4 separate regions of the Homo sapiens genome follow, and all the other regions are linked to region 1. Evidence: chromatin loops called from intact Hi-C (ENCODE). Cell type or tissue: K562. All regions are shown on one strand. Region 1 holds the start of LOC101927786 (a long non-coding RNA gene). Region 2 has its middle 5.3 kb from the start of LINC02418. Region 3 has its middle 10 kb from the start of LINC02418. Region 4 has its middle 56 kb from the start of PIWIL1.

What was found. Peaks named below come from ENCODE experiments on the same cell type or tissue, not always from the same donor. Only the 100,000 strongest peaks of a DNase experiment are listed, where the experiment ranks them.
Region 2: it touches region 1 in a loop (9-fold over the local background); 102 of 110 quality-filtered maps call a loop at or near these places.
Region 3: it touches region 1 in a loop (6-fold over the local background); 99 of 110 quality-filtered maps call a loop at or near these places.
Region 4: it touches region 1 in a loop (8-fold over the local background); 8 of 110 quality-filtered maps call a loop at or near these places.

What each region holds. Positions count from the first base shown.
Region 1 is chr12:130,334,225-130,336,724 of GRCh38, forward strand. LOC101927786 (a long non-coding RNA gene) reads right to left here and starts at 2,016. Exons shown (of 3, transcript XR_242978.5): 1 at 685-2,016. RefSeq lists an enhancer at 787-956. In K562, a CTCF peak has its summit at 1,493 (motif pointing left); a DNase peak (open chromatin) is centred at 1,457; H3K27me3 peaks cover 482 bases.
Region 2 is chr12:130,046,428-130,048,927 of GRCh38, forward strand. No RefSeq gene overlaps it. Among named protein-coding and RNA genes, the nearest start is that of LINC02418, 5.3 kb to the left of the region's middle. RefSeq lists an enhancer at 917-1,211. In K562, a CTCF peak has its summit at 1,066 (motif pointing right); a DNase peak (open chromatin) is centred at 1,084.
Region 3 is chr12:130,030,754-130,033,253 of GRCh38, forward strand. No RefSeq gene overlaps it. Among named protein-coding and RNA genes, the nearest start is that of LINC02418, 10 kb to the right of the region's middle. In K562, a CTCF peak has its summit at 1,025 (motif pointing left); a DNase peak (open chromatin) is centred at 988; H3K27me3 peaks cover 30 bases.
Region 4 is chr12:130,280,141-130,282,640 of GRCh38, forward strand. No RefSeq gene overlaps it. Among named protein-coding and RNA genes, the nearest start is that of PIWIL1, 56 kb to the right of the region's middle. In K562, a CTCF peak has its summit at 1,231 (motif pointing right); a DNase peak (open chromatin) is centred at 1,211.

The DNA.
Region 1 (2,500 bases):
GGTGGCCATTCCTAAAAACGCACCGGAAAATGTCCAAGTTTCCTGCTCCCCTTTAAAAACGTTTGAGCTGTCCACCAATGGATGAGTGGATAAACAAAATGTGGTCCGTCCAAACAGCAGAGTAAGATCCAGCCGTAAGGAGGACGGAAGCTCTGACGGGCTACGACGTAGGTGAGCCTTGAGAATACGGCGCTGAGTGAAAGAAGCCAGACACAAACGGCCACCTAGTGTATGACCCCGTTTCTATGAAATGAACAGGAAAGGAGACAGAAAGCAGATTCGTGGTTGCCAGGGTAGTGGGGGGAAGAGGGAGATGGAGAGTGACGGTTTTATTTTGGGATGATGAAAATGTTTTGGAACTAGAGGTGGGGGGTTGCGTAACATTATGAACGCATTAAATATCATGGAATTGTTCACTGTAAAATAGTTAATGTAGTGTTATGTGAATTTCACCTCAATTAAAAAAACAACAACAACAACAACCAAAGCCATCATGTGAGGCCCAGCAAATCTGAGCCCTCATTCTCTCCTGGTAACTGGCTAGGACTAAGCAGCCACTGGCCCTTCAGGTCAGCATCCACGTTCCCAATTGTCACACTCCCTGCTTCCCTTGTTGGGCCATCAGCGGGAGGGCAGAGTGTGTTTTATTCACATCAATGGGAGGACAGAGTGTGTTTTACTCACAGCACTTAACAGGGTGCGTTCGGCAGTCCAGATGCTCACATTTCCTTGCTCGCCAACTTCTAGAACCCGGTCTGTCCCTTCTGCAGCATCATCCCCTACGACTCCCCTGCCTGTGCCTGGCGTTGCTCCCGTGCTGGATGACTTGCAGTTTTCTAAACACCTCACATGTGCTCAGACCAACGTGCTCCGCCATGCCGATCCTCCTGTTCCCTGCAAACCCAAATCAGCCTTCAGGGCTTCAGCAGCGTTGAGTCACGAAGCATCCCTCAGCAACCTCCCGCTGAGCACCCACAGGATTGGTGGCACTCTGCTCACCTTCCCTGGTGGGTACACCCCTCTAGAGGCGGCTCCCGGAAAAAGAATCTGTAACTATTCATTTTTTAACTTCCAGAGTCAGGCACGAAGTTATACCTAGCAACGGATCCCAGAAGGGGTCCTGGTGGTGCTGTCAACATGGAAATTTTAAAGGTCACATTTTTTTTTCCTTGAATTTCTTTTCAAATTTTCGTTGAGTTTTCCTTTTCAAATTTTAGGTGAGCTTCTTGCGACATGATGTTTACACTCTCAGAAGAATGAGGGGTTTTGCCTCTGTCTTGCTATATCACAACTTATGTCTTTAGAAACTATTTCATACTTCACACACCAAGACACTCCAGCGATGTTCTTTAGCAGAGGCAAGTAAGGAGTTTAGCATATAGAGAAAATAAAGCAGAGGGAAAAGTGTTACTTCTATAGTGTAAGGTGCATTCACGGTATTTTTCTCCCGAGTTGAGGCTGTAAACATCTATTTCTTGTTTTATGGCTCCATCTGCTGGCAGGTCTCAGAATGTCTTTCTCATCAACACCTTAAATCCTTGGAAAAGTTATGTTCACATTGTATTCCAAAAGGCACCATTTAGTTTTTACAAAGCGAAAGCCTTTGGAAAGCTATTTTTCTTTCAAACTACTGGCTTCCAACGCCTTTTGGCCTCGCCCCAAATTTATTAGCCTTCTCTGAGCATAAGAATAACTTGATGTTACTTCTTGAAATTCCTTGCACCCGTCCCAGACCTCCTGGAATCAGCGTGATCTGGGAGTCTGTATTATTTGGAAGTTCCCTCAGTGGATGCTTACACTCAGGCTAGTGTGGGAAACGCTGACATCTAACCTGCCCCTTTCATGGCACAGATGAGACGTAGGATTTGGGAAGGTGGCTTGGGGAGCCTTCAGCCCTCTCCAGCCCCCGATTCCCAGGCATGCGCTTTTAAGTATGAATAATAAGCAATATGTAGGCCGGGCTCTGTGGCTTATGCCTGTAATCCCTGCACATTGGGAGGCCAAGATGGGTGGATCACTTGAGCCCAGAAGTTTGAGACCGGCCTGGGCAACATGATGAAACCCTCTTTCTACAAGAAATACAAAAAAATTAGCTGGGTGTATTTCTCGTATTTCTACAAGAAATACAAAAAAATTACTACAGGTGGCACACACCTGTAGTACCAGCTACAGGGGAGGCTGAGGCAGGAGGATCACCTGAGCCCAGGAGGTCGAGGCTGCAGGGAGCCATGATCCCACCATTGCACTCCAGCCTGACAGAGCCAGACCCTGTCTCAAAACAAAACAAAGAACACAAAATTATGTGGGCATGGTGGTGGGTGCCTGTAGTCGCAGCTACTCAGGAGGCTGGGAGACGGAGGTTGCAGTGAGCCAAGATCCTGCCACTGCACTCCAGCCTGGGCGACAGAGTGAGACTCCGTCTCACAAAAAAAAAAAAGGAAAAGCACTATGTTTACCGTATAAATGCAGTTTTAAAACCTGTCTGCAGAGGCGACCCTAT
Region 2 (2,500 bases), 290 kb before region 1:
AGCGGTTCCAGGTATCTGGATCTAAATGAGATCCCTCCAGTGGGCGGGCGTGGGCACATGGAGGCACGCAGCGAGCTTGCCCACGGTGGGGCTGGAGCAAAGAGTTGGAAGCTGGAATGCACCTCGGTAGGGGGTGACCAGGGACATCTCTGCAGTTGGGGAATACCATCAACCATAGTTCCCAACGTCAGATTCCCATGAAGGTTTCTTTAAAAAAACAACAAAACAGCCGGGTGCGGTGGCGCACGCCTGTAATCCCAGCACTTTGGGATGCTGAGGCAGGTGGATCACTTGACGTCAGGAGTTCGACACCAGCCTGGCCAACATGGTGAAACCCCGCCTCTATTAAAAAAAAAAAAATTAGCTGGGCATGGTACCACATGCCTGTAATTCCACCTACTTGGGTGGCTGAGGCACGAGAATCTCTTGAACCCAGGAGGCAGAGGTTGTAGTGAGCCAAGATCGTGCCACTGCACTCCAGCCTGGGCGACAGAGCAAGACTCCATCTCAAAAAAAAAAAAAAGAAAGAAAACAAAACAAAAACAACAACAAAAACCGAGACACCCAGTTCACATCCTTAGATTTTACTTTTTATTAATTTGGTCTGGGATAGGATTCAGGCATCAGTATTTTTTTTAAGTTCCTTAATGATTTTAATCGTCAGCTGGGACAGAACCACTGAGGTCCCCTGGCAGAAATGGCTCCCATATGATGCCAACAGAAAGTTTCCTGGCCGGGTGCAGTGGCTCACATCTGTAATCCCAGCACTTTGGGAGGCCGAGGTGGGTGGATCACGAGGTCAAGAGATCAAGACCATCCTGGCTAACACAGTGAAACCCCGTCTCTACAAAAAATACAAAAAATTAGCCGGGCGTGGTGGCGGGTGCCTGTAGTCCCAGCTACTTGGGAGGCTGAGGCAGGAGAATGGCGTGAACCCGGGAGGCGGAGCTTGCAGTGAGCGGAGATCACGCCACTGCACTCCAGCCTGGGCGACAGAGCAAGACTCCTCAAAACAAAATAAAAAATAAAAAGAAAGTTTCCCCATTGGCCTGCAGGTGGCATGAGTGAGCAAGACTTGGGTAAAAAAAGAAAAAAACACGGAAAACCTCACTGGGTCATTTCACTGCCCCGGCACTGCTACTATCCTGGGTGCTGTTCTTCGTGTTTGTGGGGAACTTTGCAGAGCTCCTTGATTAAGCCCAAGTCCCCACTGACCACAAACCAACACAGGGCCTCCAAACGGGGCCCCAACCCCACCTGCCTTGAGCAGGTCCTGCTGCACCCAGGCCCCTGATAATGGAGATGACCGCAATGCTCTCTGCTCACCGCTTTGAATGCATCATTTCATTTATTCCAGCTTACAACCCTAGGAGGTCGGGACTCATACCCACCCCACGGCAGGGATGCAATTTTCCTCTATGCAAATTACCAAAGAGGAAGCTGAAACAGCAATGTGGTGACTCTGAGCCACAACTTGAGGTTAGACGGCCTCTTTGTTCCCAAAGTGTGTTCCTGAGGTACCACGGGGCGTGCAGCCAACTCATCATAGCACATGCAAATGTTTTCTTTTTTTAAGGAAAACAGGAACATCTGTCAGACACCTTGCAAATTACTTCTGTTAAGTTATTTGGACCTGAGGACTTCATAAATGAAACAGGTGTTTCTTTCTCCTAGGGCACTATGAAAACATCACTAAGACACGAAGGTGCTGGTGGACTGAGAAGGTTTTGGGGAATGTCTGTCTCAGATCTCATGATCACACTACACCATAGCACTGGTGCCGCCCCTGCTGAGTACCTTTCCTGGTTCCCTACCGCCACAAGAATAAAGCCCCAAATCCACATCCTGGCAATCGGTACCCCCACGGGTGACAGTCCAGCATCCCACAGCCAAGACCCTACCATGCCGGACCACTGGACGTCCCCTCCTCTGCCAACACCATGCCACGCCAGACCACTGCTATTCATTCCCTCCTCTGAGACCCTGCCACACCAGACCATGGGATGTTCCCTCCTCTGCTGAGACCCTACCATGCCAGACTACTGGACATCTCCTCTGCTGAAACCCTGCCACGCTGGACCACCAGCTGTTCCCTCTTCTGCTCTGACTTTGCTCCCTCCTCCTCCTGAAAGAATATGTCACCCTCTCGACTTGTCAAGGTCTGCACTTGACCCTCGAGGCTAGCTCAAGGCCCATCGTGGCCAAGTAACTTCCCAAGAACCTGGCTCTGGAACCCAGGGGGATTTGCTTATTCTTTCACCTGACTTTTGAGGACCCAAAGGGCAAGGGCCAAGCCCTGTTATCTTGGTATCCCTGCATGTGCTGTGTATTTCTCATTAAAATACAAGCTCCTGGGTTCAAGGCCTCAGTACAGTTGAGCAGGTTGTGCACTGCACAAACCTTGGCTGAGCAGAAAGCAGGGACTGAAGTGTCGAGTCTGTAGGCAGGAAAACACCTTATGACTAATCCACAGAGGTGTGTCATGGACTGCAGTGGCCCA
Region 3 (2,500 bases), 300 kb before region 1:
TCACAGCCAACACCAGGGAAAGGCAGGCTCCTAATAGATAGAAAACAGGTGAAACTCATCAGCAGTTTCCCAATAAGATCCTGGGAGTGGGGGAAGAGACACCAGACCCCGGGAGTAGCCAACGAATAAAACCCAAGTCAAACAGTCAAGCTGCACACTGGTCTTTTGAGTCACCTGCTTGGCCCTCTTCCAAGTGTACTTTCCTTTCCTTCTTGCACTAAAGTGTTTTGATCAACTTCCACTCCTGCTCTAAAACTTGCCTCTCTCTCTCCCATCTTGTGCCCCTCCTCAGATTCTTTTTTCTGGGGAGGCAAGACTTGAGGTTGCTGCAGACTCAGATCCCTTCCACGGCGAACAGAAGCATCACAAGGACGGCTTTCTCCTATGTGAAGGCTGCAGAAGGAGATTTCAGCTGTTGCTCAGGACGGCTCCCTGGCATCACCGGGAGTCCTGAGAGCTCATCGGAATACCGATCACAATGCTGGTGAAGCCAAGCGTCGCGCAGGGGCTCTGGGGAGAAGACGCCCAGGTTAACATAGGAGGTCGTTAGGCAGCACCCTCCCTTCCCGCATCTCCCCCCAAAAAAGCCTCCGAAAATTGCTCCGTGCCCACTTTGCAATAGAAAGTTCAGTGCCAAAACCAAAAAATAATGGATCATAGTGTCTTCTCAGAGTGGTGTTGGCAACACCAAAGGTTGCGGCAGAGGGGCAAGTTTTGCATCCTTTTCCTATTTTTGTTAACAAAACTGACAAACTATAGACCCCACAGCAAGCAGAGGTGGGGATGAGGTTACACTCCTGATGTTTTGGGTTTAAATTTATTACCATCATAATGCATGGCTCTCAAGCAACAGAGTGCTATACTAATAAGTGTAATAATAGATTTGAGCTTAGCGTCATAGGCTGTGAGAGAACAGGGTAGCAGAACCACACCTCTGTCCACCTCCAGGCTGAACACCAGGGGCTTTTCCCATCAGGGTCTCTGGGTCCACCTGCAGGTCAACTTTGAGAAACAGCCGCTGCTGCTGCCCTCTAGTGGCGATTCTCGGAACGGGCACTCGGAGAGCGAATGCTGTTTCTTACCTCACTGCTGGTGGGAAAATTAGATGATCAAAAACGCCACAAATATCTTTGGCTTAACCTTGATTCAAATTAAGGTCAAAACTCCTGGCCACAGTTACTAATCACTTGAGGGAGTAAAAAGCAATCGATGTAGCTTTTTTGTCAGTTGGCACAGGCTTTGAAAACGCAAAGCCCTATTTGTAAGATTAGAAGGTTAGTAAATGTTTGCATATCAGTTAGCGTAACATTTAAGGTCAATATATACTTTTTCTGGGTTTTGGCATCAAATGTTACTTAGGAGACGAAGAACTTTCTCCTTCTCTTGAAAGATTTATTTATTCCATGAAGCATGCACTTACAACCTTCAGTCTCACTGTCATGAATTTGCCTGAAGGGGAAAGAAAAAATGAGCTTCCTAAACATAATTTTATATGTTTTTAATTTTTTTCCAGAACATTAAAGTAGTTAAAAATATTGAAAACTTGAAAAGCAGATATATGAACACTTACAGAAAAAACGTAAATATAGTTTTATACCAAGATAGAATTCATTATCATTTTACTTCACTTAGATTAATTTAAAACCATTTAAGATCACCCCCAGTCAAGAGAAACTGTCAAACATGACTGCTGTCCCCATCGAAAGTGAGACAAGCAGAGAAGTCGTCTCTGAAGATATTTGTGGTGAGTTTGCTTCCCTGTCTTTCTTGCTGCCTGAGGTTCCGGCCTGGCACAGCTCTCAATCAGCCCTTATTCAAAATGTTAGATTTTGAGCATCTTAGGTTTTTTCATTCATTTTAAATTTTGCCCCTGAGGCAAGTGCGTTACTCACTTTCCCCGTGGTCTCCAAACTCGGAATCTTCTCACAGAAGATTATGCTGCATGGAAGATTGTTGTAGAACACTAATCAATCACTAGGTGTGATAACACGTTTTTCAGAAGAGATCAATTTTCCCCAACCTTGTGATCATTAACTTATGAGCTATGCCTCATTGATCTAACACTGTTAAAATCAATCAACCTAAAAACGATGTTGATATGGTTAGAATTATGGACATAGCCAAGGCATTCTTCCTGAAAAATAACTTTATTTTCAAGGAAAAATTGACAAGGGACTCTAATAAAATGCTTGGCAACACAATAAGCCATTTGGATTTTTCCATGACAGCATTTCCATGCTTCATTGGTATAATAACAATAAAGAAATGAGTCAATAAAACAGGCCACACAGATGATGAAAGATCGATTCAGTATTATTTTGCTGACATTTTAGATTTAATCTTCACATAATCTGGCTTTAGCAGAAGTCGCTGAAATCAATATGTTTCTTTTTAGCTATGTGGTTTTATTACCTTTTCTTGATTAGTATATTAACTAGCAGATTAGAGCATACAAGATTTCCTACAATATATTCAATTCACAAAAATAATGTTTCCCAAT
Region 4 (2,500 bases), 54 kb before region 1:
AAAGATGAGCTAAATCGTTTTTATGGAAAATAAAAAGGAAACATTTAAAGTAACAACAACCAAAAGTATCCACCAATAGTCTCTGCATCACTTGGGAAGCCGCTAGGGAGTGTGGGACACACGCTCAGCTAAACGGCAACAGAGAATCAAGCAACTGCTGGCTTTAGTGCCCTGCTACTCCTAAATATGCTTCAATGTTTGCCTCTTTCACTGGTTAAAAGCACTGTTGTTGGTCTGACGGTCTTTGGTTTCTCTTCTCAGGGAATCTCAGACCGAGCACTTTCATTTCCTTCTCACCATGCAGGAAATGAGTAGACGTGACACTCCTGTTTTGGTAAGAATTGACACACAGCTACCCTCATCTGGTGAACGGACGAATTGGGGCTAAAGCTGAATGGCTGACATGTCAACAACCTGAAATAAAAACAAACCAGCCTTGTTTAAGAGTGAATTTGCTTTGTGCAAATTGTCAAAAAGAAAACACGGAAAAACCGTCTCCTGCAAAGAGGAAGAAAAGGGTTACGTTGTTGACAAAATCTGGGTTTCCTTGCAAATAATGGTCTGTTGCTTGTATGCCATCGTCACATTTTGGATGGCAGATTGTTTAAGAAATTAAAAAAATAAATAAATAAATTATCTAGTTAGCAAAAGGTCTGGAGCACAGAGGCTGGTCATTTACCCCAGGGCCAGGAAGATGAAAGCACGTTCACCCGCCATTTGCGGCTGCCCTAGCGCGTTAGTACCATCTCCCCGTGCCCACAGATATCCACACACAGCAACTCTCAGGGGACAAATGCGAAGCCATGTGATTTTCCCCCTGCTATGTTAAAAATGCATTCCTATTTTTTCAAGCATGCTTCGATTAAAGAGGGCACATCTGTTTTAAGTCCCCTTTTATGAAAATTACTGAGCTTCCTCGGCGTGCTTATCTTTTAATTTCGAAATTCTTTGTAGCAATCACTTGGGATAATAACCAGCCATATTTCTGGCCCCTTTAAAAAATAAAGGGGAGGGTGGGGAGGAAAAAAGAAAGAACGAACAAGCCATTTTAGAGCTTTGAACTCCCTGTTCTAATCCTCCCGCTTTGGGCCTGGGTGGAAAGGGTCCCCCTTCGTTTGCGTTTAGAATGGCTGAGCCCCGCGCGCACTGCCTCAGCCTGGCCTGCCAGCCCCCGAGCCTGGGCCCAGCTTGACGCTGCAGCGCTATTCATCGACTCCCCGGCAGGGGGAGCCGCTGCGCACCGCCACCGCCAGGCAGCAAAGCGCTCAGCTTCCTTTTAAGGCCTCTTCATCCCCCCACCCCCAAACACTTTTCACAGAGTTTCTCACCCCTTTCTTCCCTCTGGAGGGGCTCCTTGAACGGACACCACCCTGGATGGCTTTTTCCTAGGCAGACCTCCCACCCCCGGCGTTTTTGTTTCGAATAGCACCTAACGGGCGGGGTTGCATTTACCATCTGTGTTTCGAATAGCACCTAACGGGCGGGGTTGCATTTACCATCTGTCTTTCTGCTGTTTTAAACCCTTGTTTAAGGCTCAGGCTGTTCAGAGACGTAATCCGGGGCTTGAGCAAAGAGTGAAAAGTTGAGATTCCTTCTCTGGACTTCCTGCACCGATTTTTTCCTTGTTTCCTCCAAGCGTTGATGAGATGAGAGATGGGCTGTAAGGTGGGGAATGGAACACACGCTTAAGTGTCTGGAAACCGTGTGATTCTTGGGGATGGCCACATAGCTGGAGAACCGTGGAGTCGTCGTGCCTCCTGGGCCACACCCGCCACCTGGCTTCAGTTGGCTGATCAGCAGCAAGAGGCAGAGCTTAACAGTTCTGTTTTCCTCCCCGTGAAATAAGGATAACGACAATTTCAGCTGAGTCTTTATAATCATCTGAAGAAAGGGATCCCTAGATGTCCAAGACGATTTACTGTGTGCTATGTTTAGAGGCTAAAGATAAAATAAGAAGAAACGTGAGGTAACTGGTCTCTTCTCGTCGACGCACTTAGGAAGCCCAAATACTTTCATCCTGAAAGCGTGCAATCCCCTGCCACATTCATGTCTGCAACACTGACTTGGAAATTCCCTGAATAAATAAGCGCATACGGCAGGAGATGCTAATCCAATTTAGAAAAGTTCTGCGGAGCTTGATTTTTCCCTCCCACTGGACAATGCCGGGGTCTTTCCATCTTTATCTTGGCAAATGGGGTCAGGAGAAGAGTGAAAGGTAAAAGTATTAGTTCTGCTTTAGTTCACAGCGCTGACGATCAGTATTCAAATGGGACTGGTGGTGACATGTGGCTTTCAGTCACAGCACACGCTCTCCCTCACCGTGGAAGATTGGTCGTTGAATGTATTTACTATTTAAAAAATGACCTGAATCAACAAAATCTTGCTCACCATCCATACGTACTTATTGTGTATCTACTGCCTACAGGAAGCCTCCAGGCCAGGCACTCAAGAGCAACGCCCATCAATAGAAAGATGTTTCCTGGAGTTAAGATCCTAATCA